Regions from separate parts of the Homo sapiens genome. Here region 2 is linked to region 1. The links are chromatin contacts, found by Hi-C in ENCODE. All regions are on one chromosome and are shown on one strand. Each heading gives the region's core, a stretch centred on a gene start or an enhancer-like site at or near the end of the contact. The rest is flanking DNA. Distances are from core to core; before and after follow the strand shown.

Evidence for each region. Hi-C counts contacts between places; a loop is a spot of excess contacts on that map. Pooled maps may share reads with other maps.
Region 2: a map of naive thymus-derived CD4-positive, alpha-beta T cell shows a loop between it and region 1 (8-fold over the local background). The contact joins the promoter of MIR106AHG here to the promoter of FIRRE in region 1. A Hi-C loop is called at or near these places in 1 of 168 maps with a recorded cell type or tissue (naive thymus-derived CD4-positive, alpha-beta T cell), 1 of 37 single-sample maps with no recorded cell type and 8 of 50 pooled maps.

What each region holds. Positions count from the first base shown.
Region 1 is chrX:131,828,504-131,833,950 of GRCh38, reverse strand. FIRRE (firre intergenic repeating RNA element) reads left to right here and starts at 3,308. Exons shown (of 10, transcript NR_152876.1): 1 at 3,308-3,659.
Region 2 is chrX:134,170,991-134,176,437 of GRCh38, reverse strand. It overlaps MIR106AHG (miR-106a-363 cluster host gene), which reads left to right and starts at 2,350. Exons shown (of 2, transcript XR_007068340.1): 1 at 2,350-4,769. RefSeq lists a silencer at 1,225-1,519 and an enhancer at 3,478-4,285.

The sequences.
Region 1 (5,447 bases), core at 2,059-4,558:
TTAGGCATGACTCCATATCCATCTATATGTGTACTTATGTTTAAAAAGTATATATATTTTTTGAGACGGAGTCTCACTCTGTCTCCAGGGCTAGCGTGCAGTGGTGTGATCTTGGCTCACTGCAACCTCTGCCTCCCAGGTTCAAACGATTCTCCTGCCTCAGCCTCCCTAAAAAGTGTATATTTTTAATTATGATTATTATAGTAACAATGCACTTAAATTTCACTCTCTTTGTCCGTATATTAATGTGTGTTTGTATATGTATGTATATGTGTACATGTGTATATGTATACACATAGAAACTTTGATATTTAGCTTCATATATAATAATAAGTTTACATTCATATGGGATTTATTCATATATCATGATTTGGATAATATTTTCACTTCTATTTCCTTGGCAATTTGTCATTACGAAAAATTTGCAAGACCTAATTTTTAGGAAATAAATAAATTTAAAGGGAAACATTAAGAAAAGATTATAGATGAATATAAAAATATGTCAATGCATTCACCTTGAACCTTTGATGGAGTACGTGTTTGGGTCACAGTCACAGTGCTAAAGAGATGAGGACACAGACTTTATTTATACAGTAATGCAATCTGTTGTTAATTTTTTTTAGTAATAAAATAAGATTAGGCCAGGTGCAGTGGCTCATGCCTATAATCCCAGCACTTTGGGAGGCTGAATTGGGAAGATCGCTTGAGCCTACAAGTTAGAGATCAGTCTGGGTAACATAAGGAGACCCCTTCTCTACAAAAAAATATAAAAAAGAAAAAAATAGCTGGGTGTGGTGGTGTGTGCCTGTGGTCCTAGCTACTCCAGAGGCTGAGGTGGGAGGATTGCTTGAGCCTGGAGGTCAAGGCTACAGTGAGCCATGATTGCATAGACTTGCCAGACCCAGTCTCTAAAAATATAATAATAAATAAATAAAATAAGATGAAATTTTAGATTTAATTGTAGGTTAAAATTTTGAGAAGGAAGGAATATCCTATATTTTCTGATGCACGCATGTTATACTTGTGATTCAATATTTGTTTTAGAGTATACACATGTTAGCATAATAAAGATTAGAAGCTCTTCAAATCATGATACCTGAGAGGAGACATCATAGGAATTAAATTTCCAGTTGTTAAATAAGTGTTTTATGAAGTGAACATGTCTTCAGAGACCATATTGTTATTGAATGTAGCAATCAAGAAGCTCTTGGTTAATGTTTCATTTACTAAAAATTCAGGTCTTGCAAATTTTTCATGATAATGACAAACTGCCCAGGAAACAGAAGTGAAAGTATACTCCAAACCATAACATACAAATAAACCTCATTTTAATGTAAACTTACTATTGTGTATGACACGAAATATAAATGTTTATGTGTATATATTGAAATGAGTGCATGAGTATATGAGTTTGCATGTGTATGTTGAAACTGTGAAAGGAAAATAAATCTCAGGGCCCCAAAATCACTAAGCCAAAGGGAAACGTCAAGCTGGGAACTGCGTCAGGCAAACCTGCCTCCCATTTTATTCCTAAATAAGATGGCTACAATGATTGAACAAAGCAAAAACAAAAAGCTACATATCTCCCTCACAATTTGCCCACTAGGAAATTCCTTGTGAGCCCCAAGATTTTTACCCTGAAACAGTTCTGTTGAATTTCACCCTGACAATGTAAATTTTGGCTTATCCTCACAGGTATGGAACAAAAGACAGAACTCAAAGTCTTCCCTCCGCTCACTTGAGACAAATGCATGTCTGATTGCTTCCTCTGCCCTGTGTTTATTTTATCCTATGTAAAAAATGCAGATTCACTGAGCTAGATGAATGTGTACGTGACTATTCCTCTACCCTCATCTCGCCTATGAAGGGCTGATCAAAGACTCAAAAGAATGCTACCCTTTGCCTCTTATCTACCCACATCTTTTCAAAATTTCTTCCCCTTTCCCCAGTATCTGCCCTTTCCCCTTTAAATATTGAAGCCCTCAAAATCATCTTTGAAGAAAGGCATGGACCTATCTCCCAGGCATGCGTGTACTTAAACTTGCAAAATAAATTTCTGAAACTATTGAGACCTGTCTCAGACACTTTTTAGTTCACAAAACATAATCCAGATGTTTATCAGTATTACTAATAGGTACTGTTTATGACAGTGCTTTACTCTTGGTCAGCACATGGTTCTTTTCTGAATCCTTTGCAAATCCTTTGCAAGCACCATGTCTTAATTACGTAAGATAAAATACCATAAGATTGACCCCTAAGTGATAAGCATATACACACTAAAGTCACAGGAAACCATTGACAGTCATATAAGAACATAGGAACATGCCTGTGTTCCGATTTTAAATTATTTTGACTATGAGACTGTATCAGTCTCCTCTGACTGGAATTTATACATATTTGAGTTTGTGTACCCTTCCAAATGGGCACTGTATAGCACGCAGTCTTGAGAACCATCTAGACACTTAGCTTAGGGTTCCAGACAACTGCTTCTCCCTCAACACACAGGCCTAGTGCCTAGGCCAGAAATTGAGTAGGACTCCCGGGAAACCTGGGAAGTGAGTCAGGCAAGAACAACATGGATTTGCTCTTCTCCAAGCCCTTAGATGCAACCATTTGCTTTTCCCTCTAGGCCTGGATCCCTGAGGTTTGACCCCTGATACACCAAGACAATTTAGTACCATGAGAAAAAGTTAGGTGAAGAAAAAGCAGAACTGTGAAGACTAGGTAAGTGGAAATTGAGTTCTTGAACTGAAAAGACCCCTGATGAGAGTGTAGGTTTAGGCGCCAGTTTGATTTCAGATGAAAAACCAAAAGCAAAATCACAATAGTATGAGCGAGTTTCTCAAGTCAGCCATATTTCCTGGTGCCTTAATCTGTTGGTCACATTTTTTTTTCATACCAGACGGGCGGGAGAAGAGGGCTTGGGGGCAGTATTGGATAGAATTCCAGGAGCAACACTGCCATCGTGAGGAAATTTCTGGAAAAAGCCCCATCCCTTAGAGGGCTTATATTGGAAAGTTCCATTCTGTTAGAGGCTGAGCAGGCTCGGACCATGAGCTGGATCTTAGTTCCACCTCCTGAGGCCTACCTGAAGCTCTGGACAGAGTGAGGTCCAGGTGTAGGAACTGGCCCGTGGGGAGGGAAGACTAAGTCGGCCTCTGGCAGGAAGTCCAGGCCCAGGAAGTTGTAGGGTGGGGTCTTGGTATTCTCCCAGTATGGGCGGGACTGGAGGAAGCCACCAACCAACGAAGTACTGGGCCTGTGGGTATTCGTCTCTCTCCCCGCCCCTGAGAGTCTGGGAAAGGCTGACACGTGGTGCCTTCAGGCTCTGGGGCCTAGGACCTTTGTGGTAGCAGAGTCACTGCAGAGAACCAGACAATACCAGGTTGCTTATAAAAGGATGCCATGTGCTTGCTGGAGGTCCCAGGTGCAACCAAATTGCTTGCAGCTAGGAGGACCTTGAAGAGAAATGGGATCAGCCCGCCAAACCAAGAAGGGTTAGCACTTTTGCTAGGAGAGCTGACCACGCACAAACAGATGAGAACCAAAACCGAGTGAAGAGGATTGAAGATGAACCCACATTTTAAAAGTTCTTGTCTGCTGGAGGTGGCATTACCTGTGACCTCGCTTCACTTCTCCATACATGGCTGTTATAGCAGGTACATTGTAAAGAAGCATGATTATTTCTAGAAATGCAAAAACATGTGGCAAGATTTTAAAACCTGTCATTATTCTAAAGAATACTTAATGAGATTTGAAGAGCATTCAAGTTACAAATGAGGAAAACTTGTTTTAGCATTCAAAGTACAAGAGAATTTGAACATTTTTTAAGTGTATATTATTTGTGCAAAGTGAAGATATAAGAATGTATGGCAAGGATATTTTTAAGTGGCTATTTCTTGTTGTGATTGAAGTACCGTTTACTTTCTACTTATAATTTCTTAAAATCTAAACGGTGCCAACAGTGGGTGTAACTTTTGTAATTTCTTGAAATAGAAAGGTCTTCTAGAGTAAGATACAAAAAAAATCCAAGCACTCAAATATACATTGTCATTCATGTATGCAAATGGTATAAGGTGGTGTTGAAGAATTTGTGCAAAACTGTATCCAGTTTGCATTCAATTGTCTTTAAAGAAAAGGATAGTCCATGCTCCCAGAGGCTGAATAAAAATAAATAAATAAAGAGAAGTAAATATATATATAATAGGTGCAATCATTTTCTTTTCCCTCTAGGCCTGTAACCAGGTAACTTGGACCTATCTATCTAATGCTTATACATATATATGCATTATGCATATCATGCATAATCATGGTCAGTGTTAGAGTGAGTATGCGTTTCAACTTTATAGATTTTACATAAAATTTTAAGATAAAATTTTGGTATAAGTTTTGAAAAATATAAACAAAAGAAACCCTAATGTTCTGAGGCATAAGCACATAGTGCCTGTTCCAATGTTAGCATGTATATATATATATATATATAGTCAGCATACTAATGATTAGGTAAGGCAGGTATCAAAATTAAGATACTTGAGTGGTGGCATTATAGGTATTATGTCCTGTGTATAAATTTTTTAAAAATTGAGAACCTAACATTCTTTAATGAATTAGTCAATCAAGAAGCTCATTGCAAATATTTTATTATCTAAAATCCAGGTCTTGCAAATATTTCATGACAATTTCAGTTACCCAGGAATGAGCAGTGAAAAGTTTGCATCTAAAACATGATGCATATATAAATTTAATTTAAATATGCTTATTGTAGTGTATTACCGTAAATATAGACCTCTGTGCATGTTGAAATAATGGGAGTAAATATGCAAAAGGCTATTAGTGTTTAATACAAGATTTTATGACAGTGCTTTTGTTCTTGATCAGCACATGGTTATTTTCTAAATTCTTTACAAGCACCATGTCTTAATTACTTATGAGGAAACACCATAAGACTGATTCCTAAGCTTAAGCAGTGGCACACACATATATAATAAAGCCATAGGAAGCCATTAAAAGTCAAATAATGATGTGCATGGGAACTTGCTTGTGTTTTAATGTTGAATGATGGAACCATAAGACAAAATCATGTTCCTTTCTACTGGAATTTTGTAAGTTTGGAGTGTGTGTGTCACCCCAAGAGGGATATTGTATGGAATTCAGCCTTGAGATCTATCTGGACCCTCCTATTAGGGTTCTGACATGGCTGCCCCCAACTCAATACACAAGACCTAGTGCCCAGGTCAGAAAATGGAGGACTCCCAGGGAACCTGGCAGTGAAACAAGTCACATGGCCTGGTGCCTAGATTTGTTCTTCTCTAGGCTGTTATTTCCATTATTTTCTTCACTTTCTTAGCCCTAGGTCCCTAAGAATTTCCCACTGAAGCAGATAACTTGGGAAATTGTTGGGGATCAAGGTTGAATGAAGAAGAGCAGACCTACAAAGCTATGGTAGA
Region 2 (5,447 bases), core at 1,101-3,600, 2.3 Mb before region 1:
ACTAAGTTATATTAACTGTGCATGTTCAATTAGTGAAATTTTCTGCTTCTTATCAAGTGGCAAATCTTTTGAAATTGATATTTCATTCTCATGGACGCTATTTAGTTGAAGATGTATTTATTTTATTTACATGATTTATGTTGGCATATGCTATTGAAAAGAAATAAGATTCAGAAATTCATTACTGACTCTAATTTTTCTCTTTGTTCTGCTGACATAAATTTTCATAAACAAATTAAGGCCTGGTCCAAAAAATTCAAATTTCATTTTTTCAGGCTGATTTGTGTTAGTATGATTGGCATTCAAAAGAAGATTGATTCATCTAAAAACTATGAAATGTTTGCAAATGAAGGAATACTTCGTTTAAAAAATAAAGTTAGTGAAGACCAGTTTTGATAGACTTCTAATGAAATCACAGTTCCTGCTCTAGGATCAAATAGCAAAATAGCATTTGAAATATTTTGTTTGGGATCTTCCGCCTCCATTCTGTTTAGTGAGTGTTCTGATCTGCTGGCTTTGTTTTAGGCCTCATGGGCATGCACATGAGCACATGAACATAAACACACAAATGTAGCAAAACACATATTTCAGTGGGACACTAAACTTCTCATCCTGGGCAAAACCAGAGTGTAACAGACCTTAATTGCAAGTGTAGTTCAAAAATGTAGAGTAGTAAATACACATAGAACAAAAGCTCTATTCTAGTTGTGTGAGGAACATAATACTCTTAAATTACTTTCTGGTTTCCATGGGGACCTTTTTGTTCTAAGATACCAATCATTAGGTTTAACAAAGCCACTTAATATTATTTCTAAATCAAGTAACATGATTTCTCAACTGGGTAAAATGTCAATTTTATTCTTAAAGGTGTTCAAATCCAAACTACTTGAGATTGCTGCTTTATATGGCATAATTAAATCTAGAGGTCAATACAGAAGAATCCCTTCACCCCTTTTCAAGGCAGAGGAAAGCTCAAAGTGGGTCTATTTTGAGGGGAATATTTTGCTGGGCATTCACCGTTTTTCTTTGAATCCATCATAAACTCAAAATAGTGTCAAGAATTTAAAGTTGTGATGAGAATCCTTAGGCTCACGAAAGATAACAAGTTCTCCCTCCCTTTGGCCAGTTTCCATACCTTTCTTACACATTCTGACAGAACATCTGGGCTTTCGTGTAGGCATGTATTCTATATCATATTTACATACATGCGTATATACGCACACCGGCCAGTCTGTTTGGTCATAAATGATGTGACTGGGGGATAGGAGTTGTGGCTCCTTTATTTTGCAGAATGCCTAAGTATTGTTTGTCTCACAATACTGGGAGCGAGCAGGAGCCCGGTGGGAGCCTGGAGCCTTAAGCCCTGGGCTGTGGTCTGGGGGAGGGGACGGGGTTGCGGGGTCACAAGCTCTTTGCTTTTAGCCTCAGCATGACCACAAGTTTTAAAGCATGAAGGGATCACGTGCTTTTCTTTGAGCTGTTAGTTATTCTGACTTTTGGGGGGGGTGTGTGTGAAATGCTTTGTTCTTTAGATTTTTTTGATTCTCTAGGTATTTTGGCCGATGATTAAATTTTTTTTCCAAAAGAAAGAGACAAAAATAAATCATTTGGTGTATCAAAATGTCCTAGTTTCTCATAACCTATATCTTGTACTTAGTTAGTTTTACCTTGTGCTAGACAGGTACTGAGATGGAATAAATTATTTTCGCCAGTTGGGAACTTGATCCAGACATTCTATATGTTGCAAACCCTTAAAAAAAATTAAGAACAAGAAAATATCCTGGTAAAGCAATCTCAAAATACCTTATTCCGGGTATTGTTCTAGCTTTAAAGGGAAGGAGGACTGGGAGGAGGGGTGGGAGATGGGGGGTGGCGAATAGGAAGACTGGGAGGATGTCTTGTTTAATGAACTGCTAAAACTTTTGGAAAATTTTAAGCTAGTGAAGTCCCTCAACACGGTATTTCCATTTGAAAACCTTTACTTAAATATGTCACTCTTGGGGAGTTACTTCTACTTGTTCCCTTTAATAGGATGATTTCATCTTTTCCAACCTTCTTCTGTCTCTCCAACCAAGACACATAGACTCCGAATACCAAATAAAGACTTTTGAAGATAATGAGATTTATTTGGGAACATTTTCCAAAATCAGGGTAATGGGTTTTTTTGTTCTGATGTTGAAGAGGATGAGGATATGTTTACTCATTGACCCGGGAGCTCTGGCTGCAGCTGTAGGACACAATTAATTATGCTAATAGTTTGTGAGGAGCGGATGTAGCTCCCCCAACCCCCCTTTTTTCGAGGGGAGGGGAGTTTGGCAAAAGGGGAAGGAGACGCCCTGGGGTCGGATCACATGATATTATCTTCGCGCCACTTTCGCAAAAACCCTTTTTTTTACTCCAGGTTTTGCTCCAGCTCAAAGGTACTGTTCTTATCTTGCTTTAATACAACGCTTCTTAAAGTCGGGTCTAAGTTCTCTTCCCTCCCCCTCCTCTTCTTTCCACTGCTAGTCGTTACCATTAAAGGTCGAAAGTTGCATTGCAGTCGGTGCAATCTCACAGGAGGGATCTGGTTGGGTAGTAAACTTCGGGCTGCGTAGTTTCCAGAAAGTATCACGCAGACGTGCCAGGGTAGGCTGCAAGGTCTGTTGCATGAAAAAGGGGAGGAAGCCCACCTGTGCGAGTGACTCGCGTTGGAGAAATGATTGTGGTTTTCGTTGCATCCACCGCTGACTCCTGAGGGGCGCTGGCAGTTCAGGTTGGACTCTTTCGCGGGCCAGGGGCGGGAGAGGCCAGTCTTTTGTAATGTTTGCCTGAGCTACTACTGTGCACCAGTGCACCAGGTTGAGAATCACATGGCGCCCTTGTCCTCTTCTGGGCTTTGGGCTGCCACAATCACCCTGGTAACAATGGTGGAAAGGGAGGGGTCCGGCTTCATTTTGCACCCCTTCCCTCCTTCCTTGCCCCCCGCTTGCCTTCCAGGGCTTTCCTCCTCCGACCCAGCGTGCTCACTGGTCTCTGATTTGTAACCTCGTACCCTGCACACCCCCGCCCACCCCCCCAACCCCCGCACGCTCCCCAAATCCCATCTTGCGCCTGTGTCCGCCAGGGACGCGGAGAAGGTATATAGCCCGGTTGTCTCTCATTTTGCCCGGTGTTCAAAGTCTGGTATGCTTAATTCCATTTTGATTGTGCGTCTTAAACTAAGACATCATTTTATTCTACAGAGCGCTGTCGGGCTTTGGCCTTGAAGCAGCCCGCCCTCAATTGGTTCTCATTAGCGGTGGAATGAGAGGAGAAAGCAAGATAATTGCACCGTATCTTCCGCACATTTGCGCGTGTATTCGGTGGCTGCTACCGTTAACGATACCTGCCAAGAAACCCTGATTTAGTGGGTGAAGAGGGCGCCTGGCAAGGGCGAAAGCCTCCCAACAGTAGCACAAGGTGCTAGGGGTTAAAACTTTCACATGTGCAGAGAGTAAGTCGTGTTTCTATTTCTTCCCTCCTCGGGCCTTAGGAACACTTTCAATCTAGCGGCGAGGTGGCGCGCATGCGCGCGCCGGGTGGGGGACACCCCTGTCCCACGGCTCCGTGGGCCTCGTCGTCTGTCTCCGGTGGGGGGCTGAGGCGAGCGCCGCGGGAGCGAGATGGGACAAGGTGGTAGTGAGTGCGCCATCCTGGCCCGGATGCCGGTGGCACCCGCACCGGCTCCGGCCACGGCCTCTGCCTGGGCCGCTGTCCCAGGCGCGCCTTTAATTAAGGACTCCAGCTTGGGGGAAGAGAGAAGGGAAAATGCCGACTGCGGTCCGCCCGTGGGTAACTGGGGCTCGGTGGGGTTTTCGCTTTGGCGGGGTGGGGGTTCCGTTTCCTAATTCCTGTGCGGGCCGGGTGGGCGGGGGCGGGCTTTTTTCCTTGGGCTATTAAAGGCAGAGGGGCGGGCTTTTCCCAGGGATATAGCTACGGACAGAGGGCCAAGGGGACGGAGCGCTCCTCAAGTGGTGGCAGGGAGGCTCGTGGCCCCGCGTCGCTCTGGACAGGGGCGCTTTGGGGTGAGATGTGCGCTCGCGGCCTTGATCCATTTAGTGGACGCTTTTTCTCACTTCTCTTCCCCTTCTGGCTCCGCGGGAGACTGCGCTCGCACCCGGCCCCGGAGCGCTCGAGCTGCGCGCTGGGACACTGGGTATACGTGTGGAGGGGACACCCGGAGAGGGCGGCCCGTGCGGGATCCCCGCGCTCTCCACCTGCGAGGGGCGGGCCGGAGCTGGGTCCCGCGCGCGGTTTCCCGAGCGGGTGGCTGGGCAAGAAGGGAGCCCTTCGTTGGGGCAGCTGTGATCCGGTAGAGTTGACTGGTTGGGTGGGAGGGGACGGAGCGGGCGGGACTTGAGAAAAGCAAAGTACCAGAGTGCGGTTGAGGGGTAGCGGGCAGCGCGCGGGAAACGACTCCCCTTTTCTTCTCCACCGTTGACCTTTAGGTTCCTGGAAAACTTTGGTGGTGAGGGTGTGAAATGAGGGGGTGCACGTGGAGGGAAAAAAGGGACTCCCCTCCCTCTTGGCTTCTATCCCACCAACCCGGGAATGGAGGGGGAGGGAGGCGTGGGCTTGGCGCGTTTTTGGTGCTTTGAATGGAGAACTCCGTTTCCCATGATGCTTTGTTTCTTTCTCTTTAATTTCGGCGGCGGCTGAGGCTGCACGAGGACTGGAGCGCGTGGTGTGAGCAGCTGGAGCACACCCTGGACGCGCGGGCTGCTCGCGGACTTCAACGGGAGCATTAGGTAAGGGTGTGAGAGACGCGGGAAGAGGCAAAAGGGAGCCACAAAGGCGTACAGGGAAGGACTTCTTTCTTTCTTTTCCTTATTATTATTATTATTATTTGCAATTTAAGGGGATTGGAGAGTGACTGCCCAGCGTGCGCGAGGGATGCCAGATGAACCGCTAATTAGCAAAAGGTAGTAACTAGAAGGGCGCCCTGTCTGATGGCTGTGGGGCTCAGTTTGGCCAGGTTGGGTTGGCAAATACTATGCATTTTGAGTCAAGTTTGGAGTATTTTTTTTTTAATGGAAAAGAAATCTTCACAGGTGTAGAAACCCAATTTAAGGGGAAAAATGTTATTTTTCTCATTTCTATACTAAATCCATTCTTCCCTAATAGAAAATTGATTCCAGATTGATGTATAAGTTTTATAAATCAGTTTAGTTTGTAAAGACTTCTAAAGACTCATTTAGTGGCATAAGATATCGTGACGAAAGTTCAACATTTAAAATTCCCTCACTCGTTTAACGTATTACAGATTCTGTCCCAAACGTTTTTGTTTTTCTTTTAAACAAAAGTTACCCCATCATGGAAGAGATAGGGGACCCTGTGAGCCTTTTTCACATAGAGGCTCACTTCCTTGCTGTATGTTCTTAGGTAAAATAAGCACTTGGAAATGGGAGAAGGTTTTCTTATGGAAG